Linked DNA regions of Homo sapiens: regions 1, 2, 3 and 4 are each linked to region 5. Evidence: chromatin contacts called from ENCODE Hi-C or POLR2A ChIA-PET data. All regions are on one chromosome and are shown on one strand. The core of a region is the stretch at or near the end of the contact, and the rest is flanking DNA. Distances in the headings are between cores, read along the strand shown.

Evidence for each region. Hi-C counts contacts between places; a loop is a spot of excess contacts on that map. ChIA-PET counts read pairs that join two places held with the same protein, here RNA polymerase II (POLR2A). Pooled maps may share reads with other maps.
Region 1: a loop to region 5 is called in a map of CD4-positive, alpha-beta memory T cell, with 9 times the contacts of the local background. The contact joins the promoter of CAMK4 here to the promoter of TMED7-TICAM2 in region 5. A Hi-C loop is called at or near these places in 1 of 168 maps with a recorded cell type or tissue (CD4-positive, alpha-beta memory T cell) and 6 of 50 pooled maps. POLR2A ChIA-PET finds 5 or more read pairs at or near these places in 2 of 52 experiments (OCI-LY7 and naive thymus-derived CD8-positive, alpha-beta T cell).
Region 2: a loop to region 5 is called in a map of B cell, with 12 times the contacts of the local background. The contact joins the promoter of WDR36 here to the promoter of TMED7-TICAM2 in region 5. A Hi-C loop is called at or near these places in 2 of 168 maps with a recorded cell type or tissue (B cell and naive thymus-derived CD4-positive, alpha-beta T cell) and 8 of 50 pooled maps. POLR2A ChIA-PET finds 5 or more read pairs at or near these places in 1 of 52 experiments (T-cell).
Region 3: a loop to region 5 is called in a map of CD8-positive, alpha-beta T cell, with 7 times the contacts of the local background. The contact joins the promoter of SLC25A46 here to the promoter of TMED7-TICAM2 in region 5. A Hi-C loop is called at or near these places in 2 of 168 maps with a recorded cell type or tissue (CD8-positive, alpha-beta T cell and naive thymus-derived CD4-positive, alpha-beta T cell) and 9 of 50 pooled maps.
Region 4: a loop to region 5 is called in a map of CD8-positive, alpha-beta T cell, with 5 times the contacts of the local background. The contact joins the promoter of DMXL1-DT here to the promoter of TMED7-TICAM2 in region 5. A Hi-C loop is called at or near these places in 1 of 168 maps with a recorded cell type or tissue (CD8-positive, alpha-beta T cell) and 13 of 50 pooled maps. POLR2A ChIA-PET finds 5 or more read pairs at or near these places in 1 of 52 experiments (MCF 10A).

Annotation. Positions count from the first base shown.
Region 1 is chr5:111,222,464-111,225,939 of GRCh38, reverse strand. It overlaps CAMK4 (calcium/calmodulin dependent protein kinase IV), which reads right to left and starts at 1,556. Exons shown (of 11, transcript NM_001744.6): 1 at 1,296-1,556. The coding sequence starts at 1,456. RefSeq lists enhancers at 1,318-1,367, 2,328-2,427 and a silencer at 1,478-1,967.
Region 2 is chr5:111,090,597-111,094,071 of GRCh38, reverse strand. It overlaps WDR36 (WD repeat domain 36), which reads right to left and starts at 1,724. Exons shown (of 23, transcript NM_139281.3): 1 at 1,454-1,724. The coding sequence starts at 1,615. RefSeq lists an enhancer at 1,435-1,874.
Region 3 is chr5:110,737,176-110,740,738 of GRCh38, reverse strand. It overlaps SLC25A46 (solute carrier family 25 member 46), which reads right to left and starts at 1,732. Exons shown (of 8, transcript NM_138773.4): 1 at 1,337-1,732. The coding sequence starts at 1,619. It also overlaps a transcript of TMEM232 not described here. RefSeq lists enhancers at 1-395, 1,640-1,709, 1,720-1,849, 2,100-2,149.
Region 4 is chr5:119,069,242-119,072,695 of GRCh38, reverse strand. It overlaps DMXL1-DT (DMXL1 divergent transcript), which reads left to right and starts at 1,806. Exons shown (of 3, transcript NR_134250.1): 1 at 1,806-1,890. DMXL1 (Dmx like 1) reads right to left here and starts at 1,609. Exons shown (of 44, transcript NM_001290321.3): 1 at 1,040-1,609. The coding sequence starts at 1,126. It overlaps LOC124901209 (small nucleolar RNA U13), which reads left to right and starts at 3,296; the gene lies at 3,296-3,399. RefSeq lists silencers at 1,173-1,452, 1,763-1,842.
Region 5 is chr5:115,623,906-115,627,682 of GRCh38, reverse strand. It overlaps TMED7-TICAM2 (TMED7-TICAM2 readthrough), which reads left to right and starts at 1,647. Exons shown (of 4, transcript NM_001164469.4): 1 at 1,647-2,082. The coding sequence starts at 1,891. TMED7 (transmembrane p24 trafficking protein 7) reads left to right here and starts at 1,647. Exons shown (of 3, transcript NM_181836.6): 1 at 1,647-2,082. The coding sequence starts at 1,891. RefSeq lists an enhancer at 1,582-1,751 and a silencer at 1,922-1,991.

The sequences.
Region 1 (3,476 bases), core at 307-2,806, 4.4 Mb after region 5:
TATATAATAGATCTTCAGATGAATACTGAAAAACTTGATCAAAAATGGATGTTTATGTATACATTATTCAGTGCTCAAATACTTCAAAACATTTTTAACAGTGACAAATCACTGAATTTTCATTCAGAAGTTTGCCTATTTTACACATCTATATTCAATGAGCCTTCAATAGTACTAGCAAAGTGGGGGGAGAGTGGGCAGTGATCATTACATCTTCCCACTAAATACCAACATCCAGAATCCTGCTCTGGATCCTCCAATGACTTGAAAAAATAAAAAGGCTGTTAGCAATACTATTTCCAGCAAAAAGAGAATGAAAAATGAAATTGCAAAGGAGTAGTAAGTACAGAAGCTGCAACTTGTCAACCGTTGAAATTACATCTTCAGATTCCCTATACTAAAGAGCCTGGATCTAAAATAAGTGTTGAAAATAAATCTCCTTACCTATGGATAACAGAGAGAAAAGACAAAAAAAAAGGAAGTAAGGGAAAGAAAACTATAATTTTCAATGGATACAAATACGAAAGCATATGGAATCATGCAGAAGGCCAAACTGCTACCTGTTTGGATCTTCAGAGGAGGGATAGGGGACATATCTGCAATCCTAGGGAGATGGTCTGTTGCATATATAATTTAAATAAATCACTCCAGCCCATGAAAGAAGGGAAGCAGCAGCATTCTCACTAATTACCACTGCCTGGATCCCATATGCTGCTTTCTCTTTAAAGCCACACTAGTTCATTATTCTGCCTTCAACTCTCTTAAATGATTCATTTCTCCCTTCACTCCTGAGCAGACTCTGCAGGGAAGCTAGTATTTAAGTTTAATTTCTCGTGTCACTTGCTTTGGAGAGCTTGACGAGGGGAAGGAGGAGGAATCTAACTTAATAATTCTGTCTTGATTTGGAGGGGCACCCTCCGGCCCCCACCCTAAACAATAACTAGACAAACAGGACCCTCTGGCAAGCTATAATCGTGAGCAAAGATATCAATTGGGAAAGCAGGGCCCACGTGCGGTGGGAGCTGTCACCCAAGGGAAGTGGCAGCCTGCGAGAAGGAGGGAAGGTGGGAGGGAGTCGGGCTGATCCTACAGCTGCACCGGCCTAGGCGCTCTGGTGGGGTGGGAAGGACTCGAGCCGCACCTGAATGAAGGTTAGCTCTCTCTCAAGACACTAACTAGGTAGGGAGAAATCGAAGGGCACGAAGGCAGGCTCCCGCACCCTCCGAGCCGTCGCTGCGAGAGGGACAACCCCCAGTGCACGCCGCGGGCTTCCCCAGCCGGAGCCCGCGCCTTACCGTCCCAGCTCCGACTCCACCTCGAAGAAATCGCTCAGCGCATCCCTGTTGGAGCCGTCGATCCAGTAATCCGGGACGAGGCTCGCGGTCCCCGGGGCCGCACTGGCGGTGACCGAAGAGCAGGACGAGGCGGAGCAGGAGGGCACCGTGACTTTGAGCATCTTCGCAGCGGGACTCCGGAAGCCGCCGCCGCCGCCGCCGCCGCTGCCCGAGCGAGAAGCCGGCCGCCAGCCGCCGCCTGCGAACGCAGGAGCGAGAGAGAGGCGGCGTCCTTCACGCGCGCACACGCCCACCGCCGCCGCCCGCGCTCGCAGGGACGGTGGGCGGGGAAGGGGGCGAGCCTCTGCGAGAGGGCGCGAGGGGGAACCCGGAGTCGCCGCCCGCTGGAGGGAGACTAGCTGCACCGCTGAGGAGAGAGGCTCCCTCCCCCTCGCTCCTTCCCTCCTCACCCGCCCTCCTCCCGCGCCGAGCCTTTCCCGCCGCCCTCCCTCTTTCCTTTCTCTCTCCCAGGCTGTGGCTGCCGCGGTGCCGGCTAGGGCGGCTCCGGATGCTGGAGCTTGGGGAAGGCACAAGGACCCGCGCATCATCCCACGCGCCCTCCCGCGGGGACCGGAGCTGGAGGGAGACCGTGCGCAGCGGGACGCTGCTCTGGGATGGCGGGCGCCAGGCGTACCCTGGCAGCACCTGGGTCCGGGCGGCCCCGCCGGATAGCGAGAGAGGGACCTAGGTGGTGGTGGCGCAACTCATCCCTCCTTGAGCGCGTCTCCGTGGCGAGTCCCTCCCACCTAACACCAGCTAACCAGCCATCCTCTGTCAAAGCTTATATTGGTGGCCGGGGAGGGAGTACTGTGGTCGCCGATCCCTCAGGGCTCCTGTGCCTGGACCCAGTGAGAGCTGGAGGAAAAGGAAGCGCCCAGGTCCACACTGACCTGACTCACCTTTGAGTGAAGTCTTCAGTTGGAATAAATGCTGTCGTCGCTGCTGGTGGCACTGCCTCCTCGGCACTGCTGGAGCTCCTAAAAGAGGAGATACTTGGCTGTGTCGAGTTCAATCTCAGCATCTGAAGTGGCTCAGAATTACAGTTCTAGAAGGGCCTTGTGGAAGCCAACTAGTAAACCCTCTGCCTTAAGGCAGGACCTGTCCTCATTCATGACAGGGAAGACTGCTACATGTAAAAGCCCTTTTTCTCTTCCCAAGAGATGTATCCCATGATAAGCATTCTTATGTCCTGTCCATCAGCTGTCATGGCTCTTCTTCTCAGTATTAAACATACATCACTTAAACTACCCTTGAACTTTTTTCTTTTCAGATTTCAGCAAAGACGAACAACAATTAGTCATGTTCTGATACATATCTATGACAGTTATTATACCACAACTCATTTCTGGCTAAATAGCTCCAGGCGCTTTCACCTTACTTCACAGGTGTTACTTTTGGCCTTTTTTTTTTCCTGAGTTTCCTCCAACATGCGCTAAACTCTTCCTAGTAAGTCTCCATTCCTGATAGCACCAACCATTAATATGGTCCAATATTTTAATCTAATTTATGGATTTATTATTCTTAAAAGCCTGCCTGCTATACTGGTGAACAAACAACCAAAAATATCCAATCAAGTAGTTACAGGAATGTGATTCCTAGCTGATTGGAAATTGAAAATATATATAGTCATGCATCCCTCAACCACGGTGAGAAGTTGAAGAGATGCATCCTTAGGCGATGCAGTTGTAAGAACATCATAGGGTGTACTTGTACACAACCAGATAGTATAGCTTACTACACAGCTATGCTGGATGGAATAGTCAATTGCTCCTAGGCTTCAAACCTGTACAGCATTTTACTATACTGAATACTACAGGCCAGCGGTCCCCAACCTTTTCGGCACCAGGGACCAGTTTCTTGGAAGATAATTTTTTCCACAGACAGGGGGTGGGGAAGATGGTTCTGGGATGATTCAAGTGCATTACATTTATTGTGCACTTTAATTCTATTATTATTACATTGCAATACATAGTGAAATAATTATACAACTCACCGTAATATAGAATCAGTGGAAGACCTGAGCTTGTTTTCCTACAACTAGACGGTCCTATCTGGGGGTGATGGGAGACAGTGATAGATCATCAGGCAGTAGATTCTTATAAGGAGTGCACAACCTAGATCCCTTGCATGTGCAGTTCACAA
Region 2 (3,475 bases), core at 475-2,974, 4.5 Mb after region 5:
CCAATTAGTGACTTAGGTTCATTAGCTCCTTTTTTTTTTCTTTTTACTCCCAAGTATTTTCAGTTTTAGAGGTCACAGCCCAATGCATTGGTTAATCTGAGCAGTGTACAGTCTGGGTAAAGAACATTTACATGCCATGATGTTACGAATGTATCATCAGTGTTAGAACTAGAGGAGAACTTAAAAGCCATCTTTATTATGACTAAATGTCAACACACAGTAAGTAAATTGTTAACTTTATAAAATGTACAAATATGTTACTCTCCTCACCACAGGGTTTCTTTGGAAGTAGAATATAGGGAAAAACACCTGTGTCTGTGTGTAATGCAGTGTCAGGAAAGACACTGTACCAAAGACAAGATTTCAAGAGTTATTTCAGTAATAAACTCAGAAAAATTACATTTCAAGGAAGAAAACATTAACCAGCAAAAGCAAAAGTTAGCAAGCAAGGAACAAGTGCAGAGAATGGTAACACTAAATACTTTCACATGATTAATATGGTTCTAACCCACCCTGTCTCCATTACCAGCTCAGACTCTGAGAAACCCAATTGCTCTTCACCTCAGCTCTGCCCTCACTTTCCTTTTCCACTAACTCAACTAGTTCCTACCTCCCAGCTCTTTTTGCTAATAAGCCATTTGATATTCACAATCCTCCAAGAGAGACAACTCTACCTGTTTTCCAGAAAAGAAAGTACTTAATTAACACTGACTATTATCATCCTCCTCATCAAGGTTTCTGTTCTCACAGAGGTTACATTCTTTCGGAGAAGACAAAAGAAACAAGTAAACAAGAGACACTATTACAATGATCGATGAACTGTTATAGGAGAAAAAATCATCACTAACAAGTGATTTATCTGAAATTTACTTTAATAGATTATATAAAGGTGCTACGGTATAATGACACCTATGTTGCAAAGAAACGGCTGCAAGGCTTAGAGTGACAGTGCCAGACACTTTGCGTTAGTTGAAAATAACTGATTGCTATTAGATATTTTCCCTAACGGTAATTAATCTCACCATCTCCGGTTCTCCCAATGTATTCTACCTAGAGTGAATTTCTAACTCAGCTCGTGTCACCAATAACGTAATAGCGTGCATGTTTTTCTCTCTCATTAAGAATGCAAGAGGTAGAGGTTTGTCTTAATTATGTTTCCACCTTCAAGGGAAGGTCAATAAATATTCACTGAACAAATATTACTGCCATACAACTGAGATGTTCTCTAGCAGTTTCCCCTTGGCCAGGCTGCCTCTGAAACACGCCCCAGGAGGACTGCAAGTGCCAAATCAGCACGTGGACGTGACCGGATGGCGAAATATTAATAGGACAGGGAGGGGTTAAAGAAGGGAAGCCCGTGGTAAATGGGAAGGGAGAACCGGACTGCTCCAGGACAGAGTTAGAGGCCAAGGAGGGTGGTTTTCCTGGGAAGCTAACAAAAGAAGTCACTCACGTCATAGGTGTGGAAACTCTTGCCCACGCAGGTTGTTACATAGAACCGGCGCTTGAGCGCGCTGAACCGCACCACGTGTGGAATGTCGTTGCTGAAAAGTCCCAAGGCCCGGAACCCCGCAAAAAGCGCGCTGGCCGTGCGCCTTTCTGAGGCCCGTTCCATTGCCGCCGCGATCCCAGCTCCTCTCAGCTCTGGTCCTGAAGGAAAACACGTACCCAGTCCCTTCAGCGTGTCTAGTGGAACAGTCCTCTGCCAGAGCTGCAGACACAACACCGCTTCCGGCGCCCGCTGCGAATCGCGTTTCCGGAGACTGCCCTCAGTGCAACACATAAAGTTCTCCCTCCAGAGCTCACATGGGAGGCGTGACTTGGGTTCCGAGGGCCAAGGTCTCCAGCACGTTGCCTAGCATTGTTCTCCAGCTCTTTTGCGGTGGAAGGAAGCTCGTTAGGTTCCGACAGAACCGCAAGGGCGGGAAACAAAGAGGGAAGCGCGACGCCCAGGAGAATGGAGGGGAGGTCGACGCCTTGGAGATGGAAACGATTTAAACATGTGATTATTTAAAAATGTACAAAAACATGAGACTGGAAAAATTTAAACACTGGATATCTGATGATATTAAGGAATTATGTTTCATTTTTACATATGATAGTAGCATTATGATTACGTTTTTAAAGATCCTCATCTTTTGGATACATATTGACATATTTACAGATGAAAACTATAATGGGACATTTCAAAACTGACAGAGGGATTCACTCACAGACCCTCTGGGGAGTAGAACTAATTACTTGTGGGGAGGGAACTGCTCACTTGGGCAACTTGGATAAGTGTAGATTCCTCCCAGAAAAGGAAGATAAATATTAAATGTTATTGGGATTCCTGGATTAAGTCAGTATTCCTTGAGGTCGGCTGTCAAAAGCAGACAGTAGAGGTTCTAAAGAGGAGCTTATCATAATGCAAACGGGAGTCCGGGCAGTTCATTAGAGCTGAGTGCCTTAGGATGCTGAAGGAGACTGATTCCAGTGAAGTGGGTGTCAAGACGCCTCACTCCTCAGGAGCCAGCTGCCTTACCAAGATGTAGGTTTGGGGAACAATCTCTGAGCATGTGAACATTAACTAAAACAGTGGTGAGCTTAGAGCCCAGGACCAAAGTTCAACATATGGAATAACCTCTTCTCTTACTGTTTTATTTCCATTTCATTTCGTTTATGAAAACGTTTTGGCAGCCTATTAAGGTTTGGGTCGAGTGACTAACGTAACTATACTAGTACTTGAGAGGGATAAAAAGGGTATATTTACTAATGTAAATGTACTTGAAAGAGATAAAGAGGGTCTGTCTCTACACAGATCAGTGTACTCTCTCGGGTTCCTTCCAGTTCTAAAATGTAATTATTATGAAACAAAAGTCACTTGTTAGCTAATTTGAATACCTGACTCATACATTCTTGAACAAAAAAAATCTTGATTTATTTTATAGTTCTTGGCACAAAGCCTCAAACACTTTGGATGTTAAGATCATTAAGGGGCAGATGCTAACAGAATGAGAGCTTGTTATTTAGTCCTTGACATGTTGTACTTACTTGTATTTTCATTTGTACCCCGGATTTCTCAATAGCAGTGCACATTTTCAGCCATGTTTTTGGTATGACTTAAAAGTGAACAAGTTGCTAATTATTTGTAAATGTTCTTTAAATTAAAAAAGAGGGGAGAGGGGAGGAGCCAAGATGGCCGAATAGGAACAGCTCCGGTCTACAGCTCCCAGCGTGAGCGACGCAGAAGACGGGTGATTTCTGCATTTCCATCTGAGGTACCGGGTTCATCTCAGTAGGGAGTGCCAGACAGTAGGCGCAGGTTAGTGGGTGCGCGCACCGTGCGCGAGCCGAAGCAGGGCGAGGCATTGCCTCACTTGGGAAGCACAAGGGGTCAGGGAGTTCCCTTTCCTAATCAAAGAAAGGGGTGATGGACGGCATCTGGAAAATTGGGTCACTCCCACCCCAATACTGCGCTTTTCCGACGGGCTTA
Region 3 (3,563 bases), core at 483-2,982, 4.9 Mb after region 5:
ACCTCGTGATCCGCCCGCCTTGGCCTCCCAAAGTGCTAGGATTACAGGCGTGAGCCACCACGCCCGGCCTTACCCATTTTGTATGTATAGATCATCCCCAAATAGCAACAGAAAATGCTACTAGCATTTTCTGGAAGGTGTTAGGAAGGTTTAATCTTGTTTACTGTGTAAGTCTCTTAGGTGTCTATCTTTGTTGCAAAATTAACATTCACCCACCTGTTAAGGCTGCAAAATAAACCCCTGCTTGTGTCAAGGAACTCCTCCTCATTGTAACCACCAAAGCATAACTTTAAACCGGGAAGAGTCAAAAAGCTAATTGTATGACAATTAGCTAGGTAAGTCATCTATCTTTCTTCACATCCTCATTTACTCACTAGACATTCGTTAGTCTGTTCTTCTTAGTTAAATATTATTGTACTTCCAAGTCAAAGTCGAGGAAATAAGAATAAAGCTGATTTCTACAATAAATTTAATATTAATACCATTAATCTATTATTCTAACAATTCCAGAAGAATAGAAAGAGGTAGCCATTATTCACATTTTATGAATAAAAAAGGATGTTGAAAATATCTACATCATGCAGTGTTGCAGCTTTTCTGACATCCCATGGAGAATAATTATGTCATGATTCCGAAGTCCTATCTTGAAATTGTATCAGTGTTTCTAACTTTTATATGTAGTTTTTAGGTCAGCAGAAGGAAAGCAGAAAGGAAAATTATAGGAAGGAAACTTTCTAGACTGGGGATCTGAAAAGCAGACAAAACTCCTGTGTTCAAAAAGGAAAAGGAAGGAAACTTTTTTTTTTTAGCCTATGTGTCCCATACAGGATTCTTCTACACATCTTAAAGATGAGAAAACTGAGGGCTCACAGAGGTTAAGTTGTTCAGATTACGAGTGGCACAACCAAGTTTGAACCCAAGTATGCTTATGCTGAAAGGCTTCTCTTTTCAGAACACAAAACTACAAGTAAACACATTAATTAATTAATTAAATCAAGAAAATAGAGCTGCCAAAGTGAATCAGGGAACAGTTAATAATCCAATCTCCTTTTTAACTCAGACCATCAGTTGAGACACCAAAACCTCTAAAAATTCCTGCTATGCACCCCATAGCTAAGGCAGATGTCTTTTTTGGAGTTGATCCAGGAGAATTCGTTTGTGAGGAAGAGGAGGCCAGCCTCAGGGGCAGAGGACCAAAGGAGGGCAAAGGGTGTGGCGCGCGATAGGATGAGAAGGAATAGGAGGCGGGATCCTCTGCGCCGCTTCCGGGGTCTGCAGGCCGCAAGCCGCGGCCCCAGTAACCCCTCATCCCTGTGTCGGTCCCCATGCTTCTCACCACTGCTCTGCCCCTGCACACTGCCGCCGCCGCCACTGGAAAAGGGTTCCTCCGTGGGGCCTTCGTACGGGGTGGAGGTGGTGGGCACGCCGTAGGGCGGGCTCTTCTCGCCCCAGTGCAGGTTGCGGCTGCCGGGGATATCTGGGGGAGTCGTCACCCAGTGGCCCAGGTCCGACCCGGTGCTGAAGGACCTTGCAGGGAAGGCGCCGCCAAAGCCCTGCTCGTCCCGGGCACCACCCCGGTAGCCCAAGCCATCAAATCCGTCCGGGCGCCGCGGATGCATCGCAGCGGGGGCAGGATGACGCGAGCCCGCCCGGAGCCCACCACCACCGGGGCCACCACGACCTAAGCACACACAGCTTCCCGTCGGCCGCCGCCGCGTCAGGGGTAAATTCTGACAACCGGAAGTCACGTTGGAAACCCGGAAGTCTTCGGAGCACGTGATTATAGCCTCTTCCGGCAACCATTAAAGGGCACGGTTGCTAGGGAGACGCGGCGGTAACCTGGACCTTAAAAGTTTGTTGTCGTTAGGGAATAGGTGGGAATATGGTTGTGGGATTAATGAAACACAGTACCAAAGAGATTCCAGAAAGAGAACTGGTGTAGGAATAGGGCCTGCATGGGAGGAGTTCAAAGATGCTTCTTGGAGGGAGCCGATAACCCGCGGGTGGAGCCTACCCGGTGAGATCCCGGCCAGAAATACCCCATGTCACAGCTACGCCCCAGATCTCAGTGTTTTCTCACGGGCCTGGTGCCTCGCCTGCTCCGAGGAAGCTAGTAGAGGTTGGAGTTGTGGAGGGTTAATAACGTTCCACCTAGCTTTGTCTCCCGCACTTGGGGTTTTGGATCAAATCTATTGAGAGATATGGTACCGCCCAGTGAACGCGAAAGTACTGTGGACCACCAGAGCAAGCATTTTAAAAGTTGAAGTGCACGTCGGGGGTGAAAGAAACCCACGTACTCGAATACTGTCCTCCTGGAGTTAGAAATTACGCGTTTTCCTTTTCTAAGGCTGTAAAGAAACTATAGTTTTCTGTCGTATTTTTTTCTGATGTGTCTAAATCACTCAGGGTATTGAAATCCCAGTTATATCGTTCAAAATTGGGACCTCTAATTGAATAACTGAGAGGACTACTGTAGAGCGTCCCCTACTACCTGTTTTCATTAGCTCCACGGGCTCTTGGGCCAGGCTCCCTCCCCAGATCTGAGGAAGACTTCCATGGTTTCATCCTATGTTCCTTCAACTCGTTGGAAGCCCAGGATTCCTAGAGCTTTTCCAAGAGAACTCTGACGTGCAGTTCTCGATCTTCCAGATGCGAACCTTGATTGAGAGTGATAATCAACTTTGTTTTGATTGAACTGACATTTTTTTCTGTGGTTTTATCACTTTTTATTTTTTATGGGTGTATAGTAGGTGTATATATTTATGGGTTACATGAGATATTTTGATAGCGTACATTAAAATGTATAATTAACATTTTTAAATAACGAATTGACATTCTTAAATTTGATTGCGATGCAGCTTGGGCAAAGGTGTTGAGTCTCTTGACTGTATAAAATTTAAATGTCCATATAGTAAATTTTAAAATATATAGTAATCACAATTGAAAGGCAAATCACAAACAGAAAAATGACATTTTAACATGGTTTAAACAATGGAACAGTAGCTTTAATGTACAAAGAGTTCATACCAATGAATAAAGGCAAATCAGAAATATGAGCAAAGGACATGTAGAGGCAATTCATACAAAAAAAGGAAGTGTAAATAGATAATATCATATAAAAAGTCCTTTACTAATTGAAAAAAGGTAAATCTTAATTATCTTTCACGTATTAAGGTGTTTAAAAGGGAAAATGCACATTGTCTTTCCAGGTGAGAAGAAAGTAGCTTTCATTAATTTCTGAAGTGATATAAAACATAACTTTCTGATGGAGAGCAGTTTGGCACTATGTATCAAAAACTGTAAAAATAACCATATTTTTTGACTCCAAAATCTTAGAAAACAAATATAGGGGTTTTTTACATGTTTCTGGCATGGATAACATACATATGTTTATGGCATGCTTGCTCATAATAGGAAAAAAATAAGCAGGAATGCAAATATCAAATAATTATTATTGATTAATAATTTATTATTTAAAGTGTATATCCATACAGTTGTTTAACAAAAATATATTTATTAAGCACCTATCTCGTGTCAGATACTATTTTAAGCAATAAGGATAG
Region 4 (3,454 bases), core at 557-3,056, 3.4 Mb before region 5:
AAATGCTGAGTATTATTTATTCTGACCAACAAAGACCACAGAAAAATTAAAAGCAGAGAAAAAGATTAGAAATTTAACACTCCTAAACCTGGGGCATTGGTTACGTTGTTTACTTTGTGTCACTTATACAAAATTAAGTTTTACTTTTATTTTTTTTAAAGAAAAAAGCCTACAGCACTTAGTATTCCCAGGCAGTGACAAGTTTTACTTTTAATCACAACTAAAGAGGTATCTACACAAATTGTAGCAAAAATCATTAGCATTATAAATTTATGTAGATAAAAGTATCATGTGCAATTACTGACTTATATTTTGAAATTGTTATTAAAAAAAAACCTATAGTTAAGGTAGAAAAATGCCACTATACTGACAAGTAGCCCGAAATTTGGTGCCCTCTTCTTGTCAATATGTGACCAATGAAAAGCAAGTTAAGCAACCTTAACCTGGGATTACCAGGTTATTGTAAAATATCCAAGAAATATTTTTAAAAATGAAAAGGCTTTTTTTTCTTTCCGAAGTTATTTCTCAGGGAATTAGAAAAGAAAATAAATGAAAAACACTGTTCTCAAGGCTAGTTGTTGATGGCAAACAATTGGTAATTGTTTTGAGACACCCACTTTTTAACTACAAAGATACTTGACCTTAACTTAGAATACAAAATGAAACCAATCTCCACTATTCCTAAATTTGACAATTTGAACCTATAGAATGGTATAAAAAAGCCCCCAACTCGTTACTCAACAAAGATTTTTGAACAAACGACTTTGGCAAAGCACCCTGGCCCAAGGCAGACAGACCAAAAACTTTAAAAATCCTACAAAATATTCTAACTTGAGTTCAGGCTCCATACAGTACCTCACTGACCGACATGGTTTTGCTTCCTTAGTTCTCAAGGGCCAGGTCTGCTGGGTTCTGGGTGGTAAGGACCCCCCTGGGGAGACAAGACCTCGCGCCTCTGCCCGTCGTTCTGGGCCAAGCTCGGCCCAGAATGACGGGCAAAGGCCGGGCCACGGGCGACGCGAGGGCCTCCCTCACTCACCGTGAAGCGCTGGTCGCCAATGCTGCCCACGGAGAAGCAGTGGTCGCCAGGGTTCACAGCCCCGGTCAGCACCTGGTGCAGGTTCATGTCGGCGCCCTAGTCCTGCAACGGACACCGCATCCAGCTCATGCCACGGGTCAGCGGCTGCTTCCCTCCCTCCTTCCCTCAGGGGCGGCGGCCGCTCTTCGGTGGCGACGGCAGAAGCAGCGACAGGCGCCTGGAGCCGGAGCCGCTCAGCTGGGGCCCGCGACTCATCCCGAGCCCCGGAGGGCGAGGCCCGGAGGGGGCGGGTCGGCGAGAGGGCGGAGCGCCGCGCTCCTTCGCGCACCTGTCACTCCCCGCGCTAGCCCAGGTGAAGCTCAGGGTCCCCTCACCGGCCACGACCCGGGGCCGACTCACCGGCCAGGAAGGCCGCGCTGTCCACACACTTCCTCTGGACCTCGGGCAGCCGCTCCTGACCCAGCCCGAGTGGCGCAAGCAGTACGCGCTCGCACTCCCCGCCTGACCTGTCCCTTCCCGGCTCCGGTGCCCGCCACCCCCACAGTCCTCCGCCACTCACTACGCGCCTCTGGATCCCTGCGGCCGAAATATCGCGAGACTTCGCTCGGGGCAGCTGCTACTGTGGTAAAGAATTCACTTTTTTACCACAGCGTGCGTATCAGCAAGTGAACATAAAAACGCCTCTTCTAGTCAGAAACTGGCCAATCCCGACCCCCGGTCCACCTAGGGCTCCGCCCACCACCGAGAATAAGCCAATCTCTTTGAGGCTTCTACAGGAGAACGCCGTGCGTTTGAGCTTGAACCTGATAAGCCTGGCAGAAGCCTGATGAACCCAGAATGAGTGAGATGTGGTAAGTTGTGCTTTAGGTTAGGGCGTCATCTAACTGTTGGGCCAGAAAATTTAAAGGGGAGAAGTGCATCCTAAAGGGAGTTGCAGTTTCCTCGGTTCTGGTAGGACTACAAGTCCCAATATGCACCGCTCCCCCGGGCGACCTGAGTGTCTCTTGAGTAAATGTGACCCTTGAAACGTCTACGTTAGCAGCTTAATGGTTTCTCCAGCCTTGCGCGTGTTTCCAAGTCCCTAAACGGGATGGTTTTTGAAAGGCTCGAACACTTGACAAGTAGGAAAGTGGTATTTTCTTAGCCTAAGTTATCTTAACACGTGATTTGAAATAGTGCTGGTAATAACAACACACCAGCCCTGCATTGAGCGTTTGTTTTGGAAAAGAACCTAGGAATTCCAGAATGATCAGAGTCACAGCTACAAACTGAGATTCAACTCTCATTGTATTTTGACACAAGTTTTGTATTATAATTGACAAACATCTGTTTATATGTCTCCCCCTGTATACCGTAAGCCTCTTTGGAATACAGAGGAACAGGACACAAGTCTGTCCTTAATGTCTAGCACCGCACCAGTCCCACCCATTCAGGGTGTTCTGTAAATGTTGCATGAATGTGTATAGAAACTCTCCAAATAGGCCAGGCACGGTGACTCACGCCTATTATTCCAGAACTTTGGGAGGCCGAGGAGGGTGAATCACGAGGTCAGGAGTTCGAGACCAGCCTGGCCAACATAGTGAAACCCCCTTCTCTACTAAAAATACAAAAATTAGCCGGGCGTGGTGGCTCCCACCTGTAATCCCAGCTACTCGGGAGGTTGAGGCAGGAGAATCACTTGAACCCGGGAGGCAGAGGTTGTAGTGAGCCAAGACCCCCGTTGCACTCCAGCCTGGGTGACAGAGTGAGATCCCGTCTCAAAACAAACAACCCTCAAAACTCTCCAATAGGCCAGGCACGATGGCTCACGCCTGTAATCCCAGCACTTTGGTAAGTCGAGGTGGGGGCGGGGGGATCACCTGAGGTTGGGAGTTCGAGACCAGCCTGGCTAACATTGTGAAACCCAGTTTCTACTAAAAATTAAAAAATTAGCCTGGCATGGTGGCACGCGCCTGTAATCCCAGCTACTGGGAAGCTGAGGCGAGAGAATCGCTTGAACCTGGGAGACGGAGGTTGCAGTGAGCCAAGATCGTGTCATTGCACTCCAGCTTGGGCAACAAGAGAGAAAGTCAAAAAAAAAAAAAAAAAAGAGAGAAAAGAAAATAAAGAAACTCCCCCTTTTGTTGTAGTATGAAGACTTCAAACTATAATAATACTAGGGTGGGACGAGTACTAGTAAATTTATTTCCTTTTATTTTTACTACATTTTTTGCAATGTACATTTACTTTGTCTGACAATAAAAAGCTACTTACGAGATACTTTTTAGTTCATAAGTGGGATGATTGTGTGTTCACACTTGTGTGAGACGTCCCTCCCTCAAACCTTGTTGCGCCATCATCTGCACATTACCCATCTGATGTGGGGAAAAAAAAAAAACCCGAAACTTATTTAAAAAATGAATTTCATTATGTATT
Region 5 (3,777 bases), core at 398-2,897:
ACTTATTCACTATCACCAGAACAGCATGGGAAAAATCTGCCTCCATGATTCAATTACCTCCCACCGGGTCCCTTCCGTGACATGTGGGGATTATGGGAACTACAATTCAAGATGATATTTGGGTGGAGACACAGCCAAACCATACCATAAGGATAACAGTCTTTAGATTTAGGGCCCACCCTAAGTCCCAGGATGACCTCATCTTGAGGGCCTTAACTTAATTACATCTGCAAAAGCCCTATTTCCAAATAAAATCATATTCACAGGGGTGGAGGGGTTGAAACTTGGACATGTATTTTTTAGGGGGACACAATTCAACTCACTGCACACATTTACATAAATAACACATCTTTTAATAAAAATATTTTCGAAATAAAAATTTAGCAAGAAGAGTGACCTTATTTTTGTAAATCTTTCATATCTAGATTTAAGGAAGAAGCTGGGTGCTCATTTCCTTTGATATTCAATCTGTTATGCTGTTTTGGTTGAAATATATAATGAAAATCCAGCTTCATACAGATCATTACATACCCTCTGAAAGGGTTTCAGGAGGCTTCTGGGGACTTCAGAGCAACACTTGAGAACCACTGCTCTAAAGCATATACTCCATAAATATATGTAAAATGGAATTTCCAGGCTGTGGCTACATATTCCAGGCTATATATATATATATATATATACATATATACACACACACACACACACACTGTATATAGGTGTGTGTGTTCTGTGTGTGTATACATATATTCTACTTTATTAGATAATGGCACATTGTTTTCCAACTTGATTAACCAATTTACTTTTTCACTAGCAGTGTATAAGAGGTTTTGTGGCTCTATAAGTCGACCAATATCTGTTATTGTTACACTTAAAATTTTTGCCTATCTTGTGGTATGTAATGTATTGATTGCACTGTGACGTTTAATTTAACAAAAGTTCATCTAGTGCTTGCTATGTACCAACCACTTCTAGGTACTTTTTCCAAATATTGGTACTTTGTAATAATTCTCTATGGTAGGTGCTATTATCTCCATTCTACAGATACACACTGAGGCAGAGAATTTAAGCAAGTGGCCGGACGTCACACAGCCAGTACGTGGCAAAGCAGGGATTAAGCACTCCTGCAGTCTGCTCTTAGAATTCGCGCTCCTTGCCCAGCTGCTTCCCCCAAATATTTATTATTACTTATGAGAAAACTCCGCAAATTGCAAAGCGCTCTACCACCAACGATTAGCACCCTAGGGCAAAATGAGCCCTTTACCACTCCCTAGATGCTCCCCAGCGCTAAGTTCCCAGCGGAGGTTGCAGTGAGCGCAGATCGCGCCACTGCACTCCAGCCTGGGTGACAGGGCGAGACTCTTGTCTCAAAAAAAAAAAAAAAAAAACAACAAAAAAAGCCAGTGATTGGAGCGTAATTACCCTCGCCAACCGCCTGTAACCACGGCGGCCGCCACGCCCCGTTTCCTGGTCTCGCCCCTCTCCGCCCACGACTCTGGCCCCGCCCCTCGTCCCAGGCTGCAACGGAGGCAGAGCCAACGCCTCGCGGGCTTCCACGTACGCACTCCAACGCGTGTTCCCGGAGAAGAACGCATCCGGGTCACGGGAGCCGGTGTCTCAGGCTCCGCCCCTTCACCCCCCGAAAGGCTAATCCCCACTTCCGACCCTCTCAGGCCTTTTCCGCTTCTCTTTTACCTCCCCAGGTCCGCCCGTCTGCGCCCCTCACAGGAAGCCGGAGGGTCGCTCTGATCCCGAATCTCCCACAGGCGTGAACCTGCTCTGCTGTGTATCTTTGCGGGGTGGCCTGCGCTGAGGCCTGCCGCGCGCGGTGAGTCCGCGCAGACCTGACCCTGCGTCTCGCAGCTCGGTTGAGGCCGCCGCCGCCTTCTCGGGATGCCGCGGCCGGGGTCCGCGCAGCGCTGGGCGGCCGTCGCGGGCCGTTGGGGGTGCAGGCTGCTCGCACTGCTGCTACTGGTGCCTGGACCCGGCGGCGCCTCTGAGATCACCTTCGAGCTTCCTGACAACGCCAAGCAGTGCTTCTACGAGGACATCGCTCAGGGCACCAAGTGCACCCTGGAGTTCCAGGTATCAGGGGCCTAGCAGTCCCTGGGCCCCAACTCGCGGCTCCAGGATTGGGGGTGTAACTTGAGGGATGGCACTTTCCTGTCCGTGTTTCCCCGTTCTTAGGCTAATTCAAAAATCGCTTCTAGGTAGCTGATGCCCAGCATTTGACTTTCCTCTAATAAACCTTGGGTGAGAGATGTTAAGACCGGGTGTTAAAATATATGAATTCCAGAAATGCTCCCTTTAGCATTTCTTTCCATCTCATTTTTAAGGCCTATTGAACTTTCTTCCTTAAAAGATTCCCTTAAAGAAAATCATTTATACTCTGTAGTACCCAGTGTCAACCCTCTACTCTCTAATCCACACCTCCAATTTAATTGGATTTGGAGTGCTGCCAATGTCTAACTTCATTGCTTTTCAGTTTTACCAATATTAGGACTGTTGGTTAATACGGTCCTTGTCATTGGAAGAGCTCCATTACAGGTTGAACGGCCATTTGCCAAGGGAGTTGTAGAAAGAATTGCTGTGATAAATGAGAGGCCCCTTCTGATATTTGGGATTATATAAAAAAGAAACTTTAACAGAATGTGGTTTATTCGGTTGGTTAGAACAGTCTTTACTGAGCTTCAATTTTGGTTGGTAGGCGCATTTAACATTTGAGTAGCTATTGAATACTAGGTGCCAGTGGTACAGAAGTGGTCGAAACAGATAGGGTCACTGCCATCATTCATGATTCCCCTCTCACCCTGCTTTTCTTAACTGGTATCTGCTCATTCATCAGAACTGTGCCTTAAGAGCAGTAAGTAGGATCCATGAAGGAAGACTTCCTTTGGAAAATTATTTTAAGCTGAACTTTAAAGGATGAGCTATAAACACCTTGGTAAGGGAGGAGGGGGAATAGCCTGTGGTAGTAGTGAACACTGAGAATTTCAGGGCCATAGAGAGAGGTCCAATATGGTTGGGAATAAGGAGCCAGAGCAAGGGGGTCAGCAGGGGCAGGCCAGATAGTGTCTTGCTGACCATGTTAAGGATTTGTTTTTCCTGAAAGTGTAGGAAGCCATCAGAGGGTTATAAGCAGTTCAGTGATATGACGAGAATATTCTTGGTAGCTGCATTAATAATAACTTGTGCAGGTAGAGAAGTGATGGTAAGATGTTGCAGAGCGGATGTGGAAGGCTGATTAGGAGGTTATTATGGTGGTCTAGACAAGAAATGATAGTGGCTTAGAGTAGAGTGATAGCAGTGGGGTAAATGAAAAGTGAAAGGATTGGAGAGAAGGTAGTAGGTAGAATCAACAGGACTTGGTAATGATTTGGCTATAGTGGGTCAGGGAGGGGAGGCCAAGGATGACCCTTAGGCTTACTTACCTTCATGGATTAGCACCAGGGGACAGAAAAGAAGATAGCAGGAATTGTGATAAAAAGTATAAGCCGACATTTTCTTTGTTTGAATTTAATAAACATTTCCTGGATTTTTGTGTATGCAGACTCAGTGATTAGTGCTAAGGATACTACTACAATGGCTAACAAATTAGCATCTGTTATGTGTAGACAGTATGTTAAGCATTTCAGGTATGTTCTCAGGAAAGCCCGATATGAAATTGTTATAGCTCTTACTCCTTTTTTACTGATGAAACTGAGGTTTAGATAGGCTAAGAACCAAGGGCATAAAACGTAGAAGTAGCTAAATCAGTAACGCAGTCCCAAGTTAAATTCT